Linked DNA regions of Homo sapiens: region 1 is linked to region 2. Evidence: read pairs that join two places in POLR2A ChIA-PET (ENCODE). Cell type or tissue: PC-9. All regions are shown on one strand. Links, peaks and the distances in the headings refer to the core of each region. The heading gives the core; the rest is flanking DNA.

Region 1 (8,749 bases), core at 1,943-5,942, 85 kb after region 2:
TATTGAAACTGAAATTTAGAAATTATTATATAATTATGTGTGAAATCACTATATGATTTTGGTGCCCAAAATATTGTAAGTATATCACTTACACACACTTTTACATCTGCACTCTAAAAATAATTGAAAATATAATTTTAATGTGTTTAAAGTCTTCGAAATAAATGTGTTCGTATGTTTTATGTGAATACATATATATAGAATATATGTATACATATGGAATATGACATAGAGCGCACAATTTGTTGACAATTTTGTTAACATTGGGGACAAAGTAAACTTACAAACTGAACTTTAACAAATAACTTTGTAATTGGTGGATAGGATTGAAAAATTTGAACAATAGATTATTAAGTGTATCATTAAAGATTTTGCTTAGTTCTTCATATATTTTTCATGTGAACACCACTAGAACCAAGTATTAAATTAAAGGAACCCATGGCCAGACCTTGGAATTATGATACTACTATGTGATTCATAAATGTAAACCAAAATTTAAAAGCTTTTAATTAGGTTAATTCCATTCATAATCAAGATTTTCAGCAGGAGAAATTATATAACCAAAGATGTAAATAAAAACCCTCTACTTTTACATTAGAATTAGAAATAACATGTATTTACAAGTTACTTTTTTCTTTCATACACACACATACACTCACACACTTATAGCTTCTCCCAGTAAAAAAATCCCAGAAGAATTAATAATCCAGTAGCAGTAAACACCCTTACTGCACAGCTTGTGATTTCTAAATACAGTTGCCCACTAAAAAGGATCAATGATCCTTGGAAAAATGCTGCTTGAAGGTCTGGAGCAGAATATATACAAGATGAACTTGGCCACCTTGTTGATGTTGGGTGCTATGTTTGGAGACAACAGTAAAAAAGGTAGTAAAGACTAATGAGTTTTAATAAAAAGACTTAGTAGCCAAATTGGAGAGGCTGCTTCACCAGCAATGTGATAATTTTGAGCACCAAATATAATAACAACTAAAGTTTATTAAAACATAAAATATATAAAAATCCATGAATTTATACTTCATCATGATATTAAATAATTTTTTTAAAAACCTCAATTTTCTGAAAAAATGACAAAGGGAAATTATCAAACAATGTTCTATCTTTCTTATATGAACCATATTTTGGGATGACCAGTAGTTGACAAATGATTCTTTTTATAGAAGATTTCTAGTTTGTAAATTCAGAAGGAGGAATAGAATTTTTTTAAGTTACAATTTACAATCCCCCCACCCCCAAAATAATGTATCTAAGCAATGGACATCAATGGATACTAAAATCATTAGGTAAAATAGTTCTTTATAACAGATGAATAGAATAAGGTTTCAAATACATAAGCCTACTGATAAATCTTAAAATCTAAAATGACCATTAAAAGTGGGTCAATAGATATGTATCTTCTGGTATATTCCAATAGTAAAAGACACAACTTCTAGATCTAACTATTGGTTTATAGCAAATAAGGAGCTAGAGAAACAAATTAAGCAAAACATAAAGAAGCAATAATTCATATCCAAACATGAGATATTCTATAGAAAATATGACCTGGTTTCTACAACAAATGAAATATATATATATTTAAGATAAAGCTTTTGTAAATTAAAAGAGACAGGACACAACAACTAAACACTAAGTGGATCTTGCTTGGATCTTGGTTTGGACATATACCAACTCTAAAAAATGTTTTGAGACAATTAGGGAAATTTGAATATGGACTGGTATTCGATATTAAGAAATTATTGCTAATTTTAGGTGTGATATAACATTGTGTTTATTTTTAAAATTTATTACAAATTAAAGATACATCTTGAAATATTTATAGGTAAAATGATGTCTAGAGTTTGCTCTATAATACTCTAGACCCCCTACAAAATATCAAGTAGTAAGGATGGGTAAATGAACAAGATTGACAAAATGTTATAGATTTTTAAAGTTGGATGATGATTCCATGGAGGGTAATTATAGTATTACCTCTATTTATTTTTATCTTTGAAAATTCTATTATAAAAATTTAAACTGCAATGCTTTTACTAAAAATATTAATATTATTCTTACTATTATTATTTTAGTGGGAGGGAAATGTTTGCTTTAGAATTGTAAAAGTATTATTTAATGTTTTAATTTCTTCCTTAACTCAAATTTTTGTATGTTATTTAATCAGGAATAAGTAGAATACAAATGTAAGTGATTTAAAATAAATAAATACCTTTGGTGCAGGCTCAAAACATTTTTACTACTATAGGAAATACTAATGATGAAAGTTTGGGGACCACTTCTTTAAAGATGACAGTATTGTATGTAGATCTCTATCCTATTTCTTTAAACATTCCTTCTTTATTGCTTTTCTGACTTTTCTTGCTTCTTCTGCCCCATAATTCTGGCCATTGCCTTGCCCTGTGCCTCTCTCTCTGCCCCCTTCTATGTTGCTTGAATGTGGGTCTCTCTCCCTCTCTCGGCCTCTCTGCTTCTCATCATCCTTTCTCTGGTTGCTATTTTCTCTTTGGAGTTCCTCCCAATTGATAAGCCCAGTCCCATTTTCACTACATCCTAGAATCCAATTCCAATCTTTTACCTACAACTTAGTAGGAATATATCCTGACGCCAAGAATGTAAAACTCTGAGTCAACCATCTCCAAGCACACTTCATCCTCCCAATCATATCCTATGGATTTTTATTTTTCATTTTAAATGTCTTTATACCCTCTCACCTCTGTCTTCATTCTCACTGCCTCAATTTAAATCCAAGTTTTCATATTGTTCCCTCAAATAGCACCGCTGAAAATTGCCTCCTAACAAGACTTTCTTATGCCATTCTCTCATATCACAGCAGCACTAATATTTGCGAAACACCCCTTTTATCAGGTCACAACTTTCAAGGGCTGCTATTTCCTACCACACCACATCACAAGTCTTTTGCCTGGTTTCCAAATCTGTTTGTCATATAATGACGCCTCCCTACCAGCCCAATTACAACCTCATCCTTCTATCCAGGGCATTTTCCATTGGACTCACTCCCATCTCTGTGCCTTTGTTTCTCTTATTCTCCTCACCTGCAATATTCTTCTCTTTCCTCACCATCTATTCTTCAACCCCTCCCCTTCATTACAGGTCCATGTTTCCTTCCTGCATGAAGCCTTCTTTGAATTACATTTGCTCCCAGTTATCTACCCCTCTCTAAAATCCTAAAGCATTTACTCTTTGTGCAACCAATTTCAGGCTGAATTATAAATAAAACTATAACTTATATAAATCTTTAATCTTATCTTTTTTTATTGTCAATCCCAAATCTGCAATATTACATGAGTACCCAGGTTGGGAAGCATACGAGAGACGTAAAGAAAAGCTTTGTCAAGGGAAGTTACCGAGCATCAGCGACTGACTGAATTCTTTTAAAGTTTTTAATACCCTTTCAATCGCAAGCAAAATAAATCTAACTCAAACTGGCTTTTGGAAAAAATGGTAAAACATTTCTGTCACTGGGGAATCCAAAGGTGCATGTAGATGTAGGAGCTCTGCCCTCAAGACTTTCTTTCTCTCAATTTCATGCTTATCCCCATGTCTTGGCTTCATTTTCATATAGCCTTTCCCTATATAGCAGGAAAGATAATTACTCGCAGCACAAATCTGTCATCGGACTCACGATTCAAACGGAAGTAAGATCTCATCTAGTGCCCACACATCAAGAAGACTTTATTGTCTATGCTTGGTCACAAACCAACTCCTAGACCCACCACCATGGAAATGTGCAGGAGCTCCGTAATTGTCTAGCTGGATCATGTGCCCACACAATAGATATTTAGAGTACAGTGTTGTTGAAAGAGGGGGAAGCCTTTGTTGTCTTAAATCATATAGGCACCTTTTAATTGCATCTGTTTGTAGAACTGGCCACTTTCAATTTATATAATAACTATATGATAATTTACAAATTAGCTTCTGTGTGGGATGTCACTGTGGTCTCTGTTCTCTATTTTTATACCATTTTTCATATATTACAGTAAGGAAAAAAAGGAGTCAAGAATAAATCTAGGCTGATACATGAGCCAGCTGGCTTTTGCCATTGGGTTATTGTAATCATGAGGGTAAATGGGAAGTGCAGATGAGAGCATTATCCTGTCACTACTTGAACAGCCTCTTCACCTGGAGTATTTGCATTCCATTCAGATGTGTCATTATTCTCAGGAATGTGAAGGGCATCACTCACCCTTCCCTGCTGGTGCCTTGTATACCCATTTTCCTTAGATCCATGGAAGGTCAGGCCTGTTTTTATTCCCTTAGATTTAAATCTCCCCTTAGCTTACTCAGTGCCTTTTACTTAGGAAGCTGAAAAAGAAATACACTAAGGACCTATGAAGTATGAATATTCAAGCACTACAATATAAACAGAAAGTAAAAATAGCAATTTGAAATTATAGGAAGTATGAATTTCAAAATTATAATTTTAGCTTTTTTTCTCTGTTACGAGGAATAGACCTCGATTTCCTCCTGTAATAAGTTAATATAGCCATTTTTGCTAAATGTTTTAATTTTTTTTAAACTTAATATGTATAATTTAAAATACACTAGAAATGCTTGAACACAATTAGAACCTGGGACAAATTTTATGATATTTTATATCCCTTTCAAAAGTTAATACAATAATTTGGGTTTAGTGCTTATGTTTTTCTTGATTTAGTATACAAATGAGGACTGCCTTAGCATTGAGCCTCTGATTGAGGCTGATAAGTAGAACACAAAAATATTTTTCCCCAAAAGTATACTTGTACAATTCCTGAGGAATTTTCCCTAATAAAAACCATGAAAAATAGGTCATTCTATCCTGCCAAAGCTTAAAGTCGCAGTTTCTAGGGCCTAGTTCATTCTCTTAACAAAAATCAGGGTTTCTCTTTCACAAGCTGACGTATTTTCTATTTACAGTCTGTTCTTTAGAAACATTTCCACATGAAAATATCAGAATCCAATTGGACTTCCTGTTAAAATGCAAGTATTATTCATGGCCCTCTGAAATTACTTCTTCCCCTGTTCTTATGACACCTCTAAGATTCAGTGAGTCTTAGGTTTTATTCATCTAAACTTAATTTTCCATTCATTGAATTAAGAAGTCCTCTAGACCATGAGGGGGTCTATGAGTTTTACTAATGTCTACACACTTGTTCCCATTGGCATGACTCAGTACAAGAAAACGAGGGCATAGTGGAGAATTTGAGGTTTCATGGGTCATCAGGGACCAACATCACTATCCCTTGACCTTGTGACTGTAGGGAATGAAGTCCTATTTGCCACACTAAGGGGGCATCTGCCTTATGGTACTCTGCTTCCTTTCTGTGTTAAGATTAGGTTAAAGGTTAAAATCTTAATTAGAGATGTTGCCCTTGAATCTTGGAAAGGATGTGGCCAATGGTATATATGGAAGGAAGATACAAAGTTTGGCTCTTTCAGTCAAAATGATAATACGGCATGAGTCTTAATATTGGTAAGACTCTCTCTTACCAATAAAAGTGAATGAATTACTTATTAAAATAGTACAGTGAGAAATGGATACCTTACTCATTATACAGAGTTTAGCATGATATTCTATCAGTAAATAGTGCACAAACAATGGATTCAGTTTTATCTTCAAAGCTTTAAAGGGTTAAGGAAATCATGTTAACATAAAGATCCCTGGCCTGGCCTTCTACTCCAAGCAGTAGTGGAACTCCATCCTGTTATTTAAAAAAGACAGAAAAAAAAGTTGACTCTGGCTTCTGTATTCAATCCAAACACACTCACTCTGTCTCATGGCTGGCAAGTCACTTGACTCCATCCTCTCCAAAGAAAAAAAGAAAAAAAAAAAAACTAAACTCAAGTAAAAGTTAACTGGATAAAAAGTTTTTAAGAGATAAATTTCTAGGGCTAACAAATGAATAGCCCTGGACAGTAGAAAACTGTTATTTAGACTTTAGCCATCTGGCATGTAGCCTTTCAGATTCATTTTCTCCCTTTTCTATGGCGTGTCCAGCCAGCTTCGGGCTGAACTGTTTGAAGGATGTTATCTTGCCTCCCCAGCACTATGACTTCTTATCTAATTTCTGCTCCTCTGTATACCAATGTGCCAAGTCTCTGTCATATAGGCTCGTTCTCCTCCAAGCAAAGCCAACCGTTGTCTGCTAGGCATTTTGTTAACACATTACATACACATAATAAGATGTTGTTCACTCTACACAGATGTATAAAGCTAAAAAACTAGCACTATCATTACATATTCCAGTTTAGCTATTTTAAGGCCACTACACTCCCATATTACAAAGCCATGCTATTTATACAATCATGCATATGGAAGACTCATCCCTCCTGTGAAATTTCAGCCCAGTGTGCATAGAAGACAAAATTACAGGCCCCAAACTTGAATATACACTCATCCTGGCTTGCTTATCTTCCTTGGATGCAAGCCAAGTTGATTAATAATTTTTAAGTAAAAAAGAAAACAATTTTAATTTGATAAAAAGAATACAAAAAAACAGCACAAACAAGAAAAATAGCCAATCTCAACCCAGAAGGGGAAGCTCCAGGGACAAAGCAACTGGGAAAGTGAACAAAAGGCTGGGGTGCTGACCTTAACTTGCCTGTGTAAGGGGCCTGCTCCTCAGCTGTGCCTCATTATTCACAAAAACACAACAGAACAGACAGAAACTACAGCTCGAGAAAATGATATCCTTTAAAACTATCCTACAGCTTTCTGTAACAAAATGATGAAGAAAATGCATTTACTTGACTTTCTAAATTATAGGAAGAATATGTTTTTCCAAATAAATTTGTTATATCATCTTTCTCCCAACAGTTTGAGGCACTGGAATAGCTAAAGTGGTTCACTTTCTGTTGCCCAGTAGTGATAGACATAACAGTGCTTTCACCTCCTACCTCTCCAGAGAGTGCAAGACAAAGGGACTGTGAGTAATATTATCCCAATTAGCAAAGACAGAGGGCAGTCTGCAGAGTAAGGTTCCTGGTTTATATTTATTTCACCTTAGGACTCCAGAGGGAATGGTCCATCTTTAAAGTGTGCCTTTGGCTGAGATACCAGGGACAAGGAGGTGGGAAGGCTGTCTGATTAGGAGTCCAGAAGATCCTACCTATCAGATGCATGGCCCTCAGAAGGACAGAGAAGGGAAAGGCTACAAAGCAATCTGGTTCTAGATTTTGTATATGACCTAATCCCTAGTCTCCAGAGTACAGGCCTTCACTGCCAAAAACAAAAGTAAAAATCTCCACCACCTGTCTCCTAAACAAGATAAAATTTATTACTTTTAACTGAATAGACACACACGAATGGGTGTCAGCTGTGACAGGCCCCAGGGGTAGTGGTCTTGACAGGTAGATGGAGCCTCCCTTCCTCTGACTTCTTGCCATTGGCACACAGTCGCCGACCGCCTATTCTTGCCCCATTCCTCACCCTGGGATTTACAGGGGCTGGTGTTGTGATAATGAGGACACAGACAAAACTATAGGCCAGGACCCAGGAACTACACAGGTTTCTGAGTTTGGGGAGGCACTTTCATGGCTTATGAAACACTGGAAGGCTGCCGCTCTAGAGGACACCAGCACCCCATTTCACTGCTCAAAGCACGTACTGGAATCAAATCGCCCCTACGATTTCTGGCAAAAAGAAGGTGGGGCACTTCCCTGTTGGCTGGACTTCAGAAAGCAGGAAAATCAGGGTTGGCCTGCCTGGGTAACATTGTTCCATAGCAGAAAGTGATGTGTTGCTGTGGCTATTTTTTTTTTTTTTCCTTTAGCTGAGACATTTTCCCAGTATCTCTTTAGATAGAAAGTCAGTACCTTTTCCCTGGGTACATAGATCAACTTATGCAACTCAAGGGCAAGACAAACAAGCCATTATGATCTATCAGAATGAAAACAGTGTTTGTGTGTGTGTAAGAGAGAGCGAAAGAGAGTTGACATCATTATGGGAGAAGGATTTTTGTTTTTTGCATCGGTAAACTGGTCCCCTGAAAGTAGCAAAAGCTGTGTAGCTTTTTCTGTCATAAGCTGTATTTTATTATGCTTCATTAATAATGCAAATCTCCTTCGTTCAATTTTCTTAATTTCTTGCAGGATAAGAAATAGGGTGAAATAAAGATATCCTGTAGATCAGTGGATCTCAACCTTGGCTGCACATCAGAATCACCTGGAAGCTTTTAAAAATCCCCTAATCAGGCTACATCCCAGATTAATTAAATCCGAAGCTCTGGAGTGTGGGATGGAGGCATCAGTAGCCAATAAAGCTTGCCAGGTGACTCCTGGCAAGTCCAACATGTAGCCAAGATGTAGAACCACTGCCTCAGGCACCTGAAGTCCTCTGTTTTGTGTGTCACTCTGAACCCAAGAAATATGACTTTAAAACAAAAGGAAGAACGCACAAGCTCTTCTGTATTCACCTTAATATATTTCACTAACAAAATTTATTCAGCACATTTTAAAACAAAAACAAAGCTTTTAATATGTAATATATCAGTACATATTTTCCAAATTAAGTTCACAATTCACATAGAATAATTAACAACAATGTCAACTGTGATATGAATAAGAAGTTTCTTAATTTATCTCCAACTAAATACTGTTTTTACTTATCTTTTGCTTTGTTTAATATTACTGTTTTTCTCCTGCACATCTAATCTGTGAATAGAAAAAAGCCATTCCTTTATTCTTAAGTGACATCCATAATATTTGAGTTTGTTTCAGTGTTTCACATTCCTTTTTT
Region 2 (8,749 bases), core at 2,101-6,100:
TGCATCATAATAATATTGCTAAAAAATACAAATAAAAAGAAATTTTTTAAAGTATTCAGAGAAAAAATACACATGGTATCAGAAAACAAAGATATATATCCTATAGATTTATCATCCTAAACTATGCAAATCAAGACAATGGAACAGCATTTTAAACAGCTGCAAGAAAAAAATATGTCAATGTGAAATTCTATATTCAGTGAAAATATCTTTCACAATAAAGGCAAAATAAAAACTTTTTTAGGCAAACCGAAGCTAAGAAAATTTGTCAACAGTAGACCTTTACTACAAAGTGTCTTAAAGGAAGTTCTTCAAGTGAAAGGAAAATGATGCCAGAAAGTAAGTTGGCATCGTTTTCCTTTGCTTGAAGAAATGAAAAAATGCTAAAAATGTAAACATGTAAATATACGATGTTTTTTCCCCTTTATTTAAGTTATTTAAAAGAAAAGTGAACATTTAAGGCAAAATAAATAACAATCATGGAGCATAACACATTCAATGGTAAAACATAATTCAATAAATCAGAGAATTGAAATGAAAGTAAGTCACAATAAATGGTGTGATACTCTATAGATTGTGATCAAAGATGTATATTATAAACCAGAAAGCAACCATAAAAAATAAAATAAAGATACTGTTAATAAGCTAGTAGTGGGATAAAATAAATCATTTAAAAAATGTTCAGTTAATCCAGAAGAAGGCAGTTTAAAAAATTAAAAAAAGAACAGATGGGACACATAGAAAACATGCATAGTAAGATGGCAGACATAAATCCAATCATATCAATAATTGCATTAATGTTGAAAGGTCTAACTTCCAATTAAATAATGAAAATTGTCAAACTGAAAAAAGCAAGACTCAAAATATATGTTGTTTACAAGAAACCCATTTTAGATACAAAGCCAGGAATAACTTAAAAATGAGAGGATGAAAAATACATATATCATGAAATCATCAATATATAGAGAGTTGAAGCAGCTATGTTAATAGCAGAAAAAGAAGCCTTTAGAATAAAGAGTACTTCCAGGTATAAAGAGGGACATTTCATGATAACAGGGTCAATTTATCAAGAATACATAATAATCTTAAATACATATTCAGCAAATAGCAGAGCTTCCAAATACAAGAAAAATTCTCACAGAACTAAAAGGAGAAACAGACAAATGCACAAATACAGCTGGAGATTTTAACACCCCTCTCTCAGTAATTAAAAGAACAAGTAGAAAATCAATACAGATAGAAGAAAATCTCATCCATACTATCAACTCAAACTAATTGGCATTTATAAGAAGACACATTATAGAGTAGTAGAATACACATCTTTTCCTGGTGCATATGGAACATTCACTAAGATTAACTGTATTCTGGGTCATAAAACAATTCTATTCAAAAGAATAGAAATTATACAGAGTATTTTCTCTGACTGCAAGAGAATTTATTAGAAATCAATTACAGAAAGATACTGGAAAATGTCCAGATAGTTGGAAATTAAAGATCACATTTATAAATAACCCTTAGAGTTAGAAATGAAATCTCGAGGGAAATTAGTAAATATTTTAAACTGAAAAACATGATGATTTAGGGGGAGAAATGACTTAAAGTTGTAACTTTTTTCAGGATTCTAGAAATTTGTTGTTTATTATATTGCTATTGTAATCATATTTTTCATTACTATTAATTCCATTGTAATCAGTCCTCCCTAGTTAGAGGCCCTCAGCCCCATCTTCTGGCATCTAAACCAAGTGTGGTGGGACAAGCACCAGATTGGGAATGTATTCTTGACTTTGCCACTGGCCAGTTGGTATGGTCTGATTGTGCCCCCAAAATGTATACATTGAAACTCAGTTGTCAGTGTGATAGTATTAAGACGTAAGGTTTTTAGGAGCTGATTAGGCCATGAGTGCTCCAACCTCATGGCTAGGATGAATACCCCTTATAGAAGAGTCCTTAGAGATCTTCCTGGCGCTTTCATTTCTTCTGCATGTGAGGACACAGCAAGAAAGCAAAAGCCATTACCAGACACTGAATCTTCTAGTATCTTAGACTTCCCAGTCTTTAGAACTGTGAGAAGATTGATTTCTGATCTTTGTAAATTACCCAGTTTGAGGTATTTTATCACAGCAGCACAAACAGACTAAAACAGACTAAAAAGGTACGGTTAGGTAATTTCACCTAACCGTACCTTATTACTTTTCTATGTAACGTGAAGAAGTTGGGTGGAATGTGCTCAACGATAGGTGGCCAACTGGTCACAGATATTCTTAGCACTGAAAGCCCTGTATCCCAGGAATCTGTTCAGTCCTAGAAAACAGATGTTTAGTCTATTTCAGAGAACCTCTCAGCTCTAACACTTCATTATGCAAAACCTTTCACTAATATTTTACATTTAAACATTTTTTCTTTTCCTCTCATCATACTGATTTTGTTCTCTTAGTAGTCTTGAGATAAAGGTCCCTGGACTTTTGACCCGTATAAATGTTGATCCAGTTTCTAAACAACTTCATGCCATTTAACTGACTAAATTCAGGTTAGCCTGGGGCTCCATCTCTATCATTAATTGACTATTTAGAGGACCAAGAGAACTTCAGACTGTTCCTAATTTCTCGGATCCTGTATTGGATGCAAAATATTTCCATGAAACAGATTATTCTATTTTGTCTCTTGGGTTATATATAAGTTACCTCATATATATGGCAGGGTAGCCCAAACTAAAGGCTGTTGGAATCAGTACAACTGATGATTGAGAGCATCAGTCAATTGTATTGCTTTTATTTTCTCAAAGTCTTTGATTCTATCCTTTGAACTCTTTCATAATCTTACCTTGCTATTCCAGTCAGTTGAGGTGGAAAAAAATCAAATTATATCTTGGGAAACCATCTTTTACAGGGAATCATACAAAAAGTAATGTTTTCCAATTACATAATGTGCATAATTATATAATTAAATGTGATACTAACCATTCCTGTCACCCATTGCAAACATACAAGGGGAGGGAGAGGATGACTCTTGTATTGCCTCGAAAGAATTGCCCAGATGACAAGATCTATGGGTTTTGCATTTGATAGCATGAGGTTGGCATGTTACCATGAATTAATTATGTAATAAGCAAACCATTGTAGTTTGTTAGAAGACAATACATTTCTCTTTCAAACATGATACTTCAAAAGGATTAAATAACTATATCTACATAATATATTATAAATCACCTAATGTACATTCCCCACAATTTTTAAAGTTAGAAGGAAAAAAATGAAATAAGTGTCATGGAAGAATATGCAGTGATGATGTATCTTTCTACTTATTACAATTACATTAAGTGGACTTTACTTGTCTCTTTTTCGGATAAAATCTGTGATGTGCTAAAGTCATCAATTAAAACAAAAAAGAAACTACAGTGCTTCCTCTAAAAGCCCCCAATGCAGCAAAGCTTTGGTATGTCGATAATGGAGTTAGAAAAACCTCTGAATATTGTATTATTATATGCATTGGTCCCAAAATAGTGCTAATTTTTATTCTGCAAGGGTACAACTCCTCCAGTTTTTATTTGCAGCTTCCTCTGAACCTAAGACTCAGACATAAATCCATGGAAACTGAGTTGATGACATTTAGAGTGACAGCTCATATGGTATTCATAATTACTACCCTATTTCTAGAGAAAGTCATGTGCACCAGATATCATATTGGTCCTTTATATAAATGCAGTCCTCCTGGCCCTTCCCTCCAATCTACCACATATGCTCAGGCAAGTCTACAGCCCAAAGAACATAGATCAGACTAAATATAAGCCATTTGGCAAGAGAAGGGTCTACCCTCCTCCTGATTTCTAGCACTGGAACACTGTGATTTCCACCTTCAGCTTCAGGATGTCTCTTTTAAAACTATTCCTGTTTCATAATTAGGGGACTTTGTGCAGTACCTTCAAGGATTGCATACAAAGATTTGACACTAGCCTCTCTCTGGCCTTTGTGCTGTAGCATTAAAGAGAGTTTCGGCCACGTCTCGTAGTCAAGTCCCCGCATTTTTACTGAGATCAGGAAGCTGGACCTTGATTCCTGTCTCAATAACCTGTATGGGGTCCTAGCACCCCCCAGGAACTGTCTTCAAGCACCTCTTTTCACCTTTGTGAACTCATCCAGTAAAGGAGCCTGACCATTCCCAGAATGACCTTGCTCATCACCTATGAAGTTCTGGGCTTTTCTTCTGACCTCGTCCTTCATGAAAGAGCAGGAAACCAAGTTGGATACTATTCTGCACAGCTGTGAAATCCAGGGAATGAAGCACAAACTTGACTCAGTGGACAGTGAGAAGCCAAGCTAATTGCTTAAGAAGGAATGCAACACAACGAAAGTGACATTCAGGAAAACAAGTCTGGCAAGAGTAAGAGAAATGACTAAATACAGATAAATCTGCCTTCTGTGCAACGCTTTAGGCATACTACCCTTGCCTTATCATGGATACCAGTTCATATTGCCCCACCTCTCTTACCCTGAAAGTCAATCATAAATAAGGGATTTTTTTGAGAGGGGGGGCACAATTATTCCTATTCTCTATAGATTTTTTCTTTTGCTTTATATTATTTATATCTTTTTAAAAAATCTGCTGCTTTTATGCCTAGAATAATAAAACTGTGATGATACTGTAATAAGGTACACAGAAAATGTCCAGAGTAAAAGTGAAACCAACGCGGGCATTCTCAAACATAAAAGAATTCTTATAAGTGCCTCTCCAAATGTTTGAGTTCCAAAACAATTCACATGGGTTTTGTAGGATGTTTTCCATTTCTTACTTAATCCCAAGTGGGCTTTAAAGAAAAGAACATTTAAGCATTTCTTGTCCCTTCACACTGGAATCAGCCAAATGTGATGTGGAAAGAGCTACTTGATATCCAAAAAACCCTTTCTACTTTTTAATGAGTTTTTTTGGGGGGGGTTTCCTCCTTAAAAAGGGCAATAAGAATTCTAATGCAAACCAACTCAGAATTCTCCAAGTATAACTAGCAACTTAAGCCACAAATATTCAACTCAGTGTGTTTTCTTTGTTTTCTAGTAATGTGTCCCTCTCCCTTGTCCATTCTAAGAGACATTTCATATCCGTGGTATAATTCTCACCCTTAAATATAGGTGTCCATTTTCATGGCTACAGCAGCGATCAGCTAAGCCAAAGCACAATAGGCTTTCAACAGATATTGTTAACAAATCGATGTGGGTGTAGATTTTACCCAAGTTCCAGAATGAAAGCAACAGCCACCGGGGCACCCAGGGTGAAGGGAAGATTGAAATTCATTGAAGAAAGGCCAATTTAAAAAAAAAAAAAGACTGACTTAATGTGTAACAGATAATGTTTTAAGGATCTGTAGAAATCCGACAGAGAAATGAGTTTAAGAAAGGGAGTTTAACAGCTATGCAACATTCTCAGGTGCGTTTCTCTGCCTCTTCCATGCAAGAAGTCTTCAGAATGCTAGGCTATGTGCAAAGTGCTATCTTGGACACTGGGAGGGAGGAAAGGCCATGTACCAAATCATATAGTACAGATGTTCTTTTCTTAAAAGGCTTATGAACATCATAGTAAAAACAAACAGACCTTTTTAGAAGCAAGTAATGGAATTTGAAAACGTGGATTTGAGAACCAGCCCTTATAAACTTACTAGCTGAGTAAGCAGAGTAATTCATTGAACTGCTCAGAAACTCAAGTTGCTTCATTTAGTTAAAATGGATAGTAATATCTGCTTCACAGGGCAGTCTAAGAATGTGTCATTCTAGAGATTGTCATCAATCCCTTTCATACATGTGCCTCTTTTCTCCATTTGGAAAATAGAACATCAAATGGAATATCCAATAGAATATCTGACACAATATTCTTTCCCTAGCATGTTTATTAGTAATGACTAAGTTGACCTAAAAAAACTGACTTAGAAATTATTATATGTGAAACAATTTTTAAAAGAAAGTCATTGTATTACTGAAAGAAATCTGGATACTGGGTGAAAAAAATGCAGTGAAGTCCTGCAGGGAGGCAGGGACAAGACAGAGAAAGTCCAGGTGGGTTTAGTGAAAGCCAGCCTGGCTCCGGGATGCGCAATTACCCTGGAAGGGCTGTTCCAGAGTGGTCATAAACCTACAAATGTCCCTACCTACATCATCCAGATACAGGCTAGGTATATCACCAAGCCTGGTGTACCTGCCTCACTAGACCTGGACTTTTGAATGTTTCTTGGACTAGGGGTTCTCCAAATTGCAAGACAACTTATCCTTCCCAAGACTTCTCTGGGCCAAACTAACACCTTAAACTTCTAGAAAAACAATTCAGTCATTGAGAATGTAGAGTCAGAATCCTTGTAGAAAATAGACGTTCCACTCAAAATGGATAATATAAAGAGAGTTTAATAAAAATAATATATTTTTTAAAGTATGGATCCACTGTAGGGAAACCACAGTGAAGCCAGAGGAGGGAAATAATTGTTGACCTTTAGCCTAAAGGTTTGACGCAGCCCTAAGAGTCCCAGAGGCAAAGAAATCTGTGTGGATAAAGTCTCTTTAAAGGAAGAGCCAGCCTGTAGTAACATCTCCTATTACAGAGAGAGAACCCCGCAGGGGACTAAATACCACCACTCACCCTATCCAACTCTCCTCTTCCATCATATCGCCTGTCATTGCTAAACCCAACTGAAAGCTGGAGGACAAGGGAATCCCTTGGTATAATCTATAGAGGCCAGGGCACAAAATAACATGGACAATGCACCCAGAGGTCAAAGAGAAGATATCCAGCACAGAGGGATTTGTTATGTGCTTACGGTTATGGTTTGAACTATATCCCTTCAAAAAGATACACTGAAGTCTTACTCCCCAGTACCTCAAGATGTGACCTTATTTGGAAATAGGGTCTTTACAGAAGTAATCATGTTAAAATGAGGTCATTATGGCAGGTCCTATCCAATGTGACTGTGTTTTTATAGAAAGTGGAAATTTTGACACAGAGACAGACATGCACAGAGGGAAGACCGTGTGAAGACACACAGGGAGAAGATGATAATAGGACTGGAGTGAGGCATTTGCAGGCCAGGGGATGCCAGGATTGCTGGCAAACACCAAGAGGCAGAAGAAGCCAGGAAGGATTCTCCCTAGAGCTATCAGAGAGACCTTGGCCCTCTTTGCACCTCGATTTCAGACTTCCAGCCTCTAGAACTATAAGAAAATGAATTATCTGTTGTTTTAAGCCATTTGGGTTTTGGTACACTGTTAAGGCAGTCTTAAGAGGCCAACACACTTGCTAAGATGCAACTGCCCTGACTGAGCAGCCTTAATTTCTCAGAGTGGGTTCTGGCTTCAAAATGGACCTTAGAGAAAATGATGTCCAAACCTTTTACTTTACAAATAAGAGAAATAAGACATAAGAGAGGCTTGCTTACAGTCACTCAACTGGTAACCAAGATCAAACCACTGAATCCCCAGAAAGCTTTCTGTCAGCTCTACATCGGCAAGAAGTCAGGGACACGATTCTCAACCTAGCAAAGCACATTGCACAACACTTTGCCACCCACCTAGCATATTATCCACGTTACAGGATTCTCCAGAATAGATGACGAGTGCCATCCTTTGCTGAACTCTCACATCTCTGTAGTACTAGCAGCTTTTAGAGGGGGCTCTCAGCTAACGGAAACAGCTCAGAAATAAAAATTTGTCTCTGTTCTTTCTTAGTGCTAAAGAAAATGTCGAATAACCCTGAGAAAGACCACCACTAACTCTCTAGGACAAAATGTTTTACTTCCTTGTGAATTGGCCATAAAAAGAGTTACCCAAACAATGCTCATTGATTGAAGATTGACTGCCCCACATATCTTGAAGAAATGATAAGAAACTACACAGTCAGCAGTTAAAAGTGTTAGAGAGAATGAGAGAGAGGGTAGACAAGTGCCACCCAGAAGTAAATAGATTTCCTATAGCACTGTGATCTTTCTTATCTAGAGGAAGGTTTTGTTTTTTTGTCAATCAATCCCAGCAGATCTTCTGAGGGCTGACCACACCCTGGACTGGGGAATGCTCGGGAAGGAATAGGGGAAGGAAGAGGGGAGAGGCGATTTCCTGATGGGTCAGGTGCTGGCAAGTGTCTGGACCCTGGGAAAGTCGTGGTGTAGGAATTCCTCTCCTTGGAGAGCAACCAGAGCAGCAGGAACAATGCTGGGAACCGCTGGTGGTGACTCTCAGGTCACGCCTTGAACAGTGCAGTCCATGGGCACCAGGCTAGGACACCGCACCTCCCAAACCCTGGGCAGCGCAGTGTATACTCCCCTCGTTCAGTCCGGCTGCCGACGTGGAGTGCTGTTCTCCTGGCTAGTTCTATTTAAGGGAGACAACTAGCTTCATACAAGATTAACGCATCAGGATAACTAAAAAGGCAAAGTCTGATTAAGACTTTCCTTTAGGTCCCAATAGTCCCAAACGGAGACTACCACTTTCTTGGCTCTTGACTGATTGTTCTCCCAAGGGAAAGGCATATTTTGACTCTCAAAGTGATCCCTTTATGTGCAGTTTCTAATTTGTCTGCAGAGATATAAATACTTTAGATGGCGTCTCTCCTTATAAAGCAACTCAAAAATTATATAACTGTGAATTAAAGGGCCATGTTTCCCTGCTTCTGTGTCCCCATGCCCTTTGAAGACAGTGTGCTGAGGAGGCACAGAGAGACCTTCTGCCTTGGCCAGAGCACCAGTGAAAGTAACACTCATTTAATGGAGGCTATAATAGCCTATTTC

The links. ChIA-PET counts read pairs that join two places held together with the same protein. Peaks named below come from ENCODE experiments on the same cell type or tissue, not always from the same donor. Only the 100,000 strongest peaks of a DNase experiment are listed, where the experiment ranks them.
Region 1: POLR2A ChIA-PET joins it to region 2 with 14 read pairs; 3 of 35 experiments call an interaction of 5 or more read pairs at or near these places.

What each region holds. Positions count from the first base shown.
Region 1 is chr5:57,694,414-57,703,162 of GRCh38, reverse strand. No RefSeq gene overlaps it. Among named protein-coding and RNA genes, the nearest start is that of LNCBRM, 130 kb to the right of the region's middle. RefSeq lists an enhancer at 3,889-4,393. In PC-9, for the core only: no CTCF peak of the experiment used is centred there; a DNase peak (open chromatin) is centred at 4,182; H3K4me3 peaks cover 376 bases.
Region 2 is chr5:57,779,905-57,788,653 of GRCh38, reverse strand. No RefSeq gene overlaps it. Among named protein-coding and RNA genes, the nearest start is that of LINC02225, 110 kb to the left of the region's middle. In PC-9, for the core only: no CTCF peak of the experiment used is centred there; a DNase peak (open chromatin) is centred at 4,373; H3K27ac peaks cover 1,362 bases.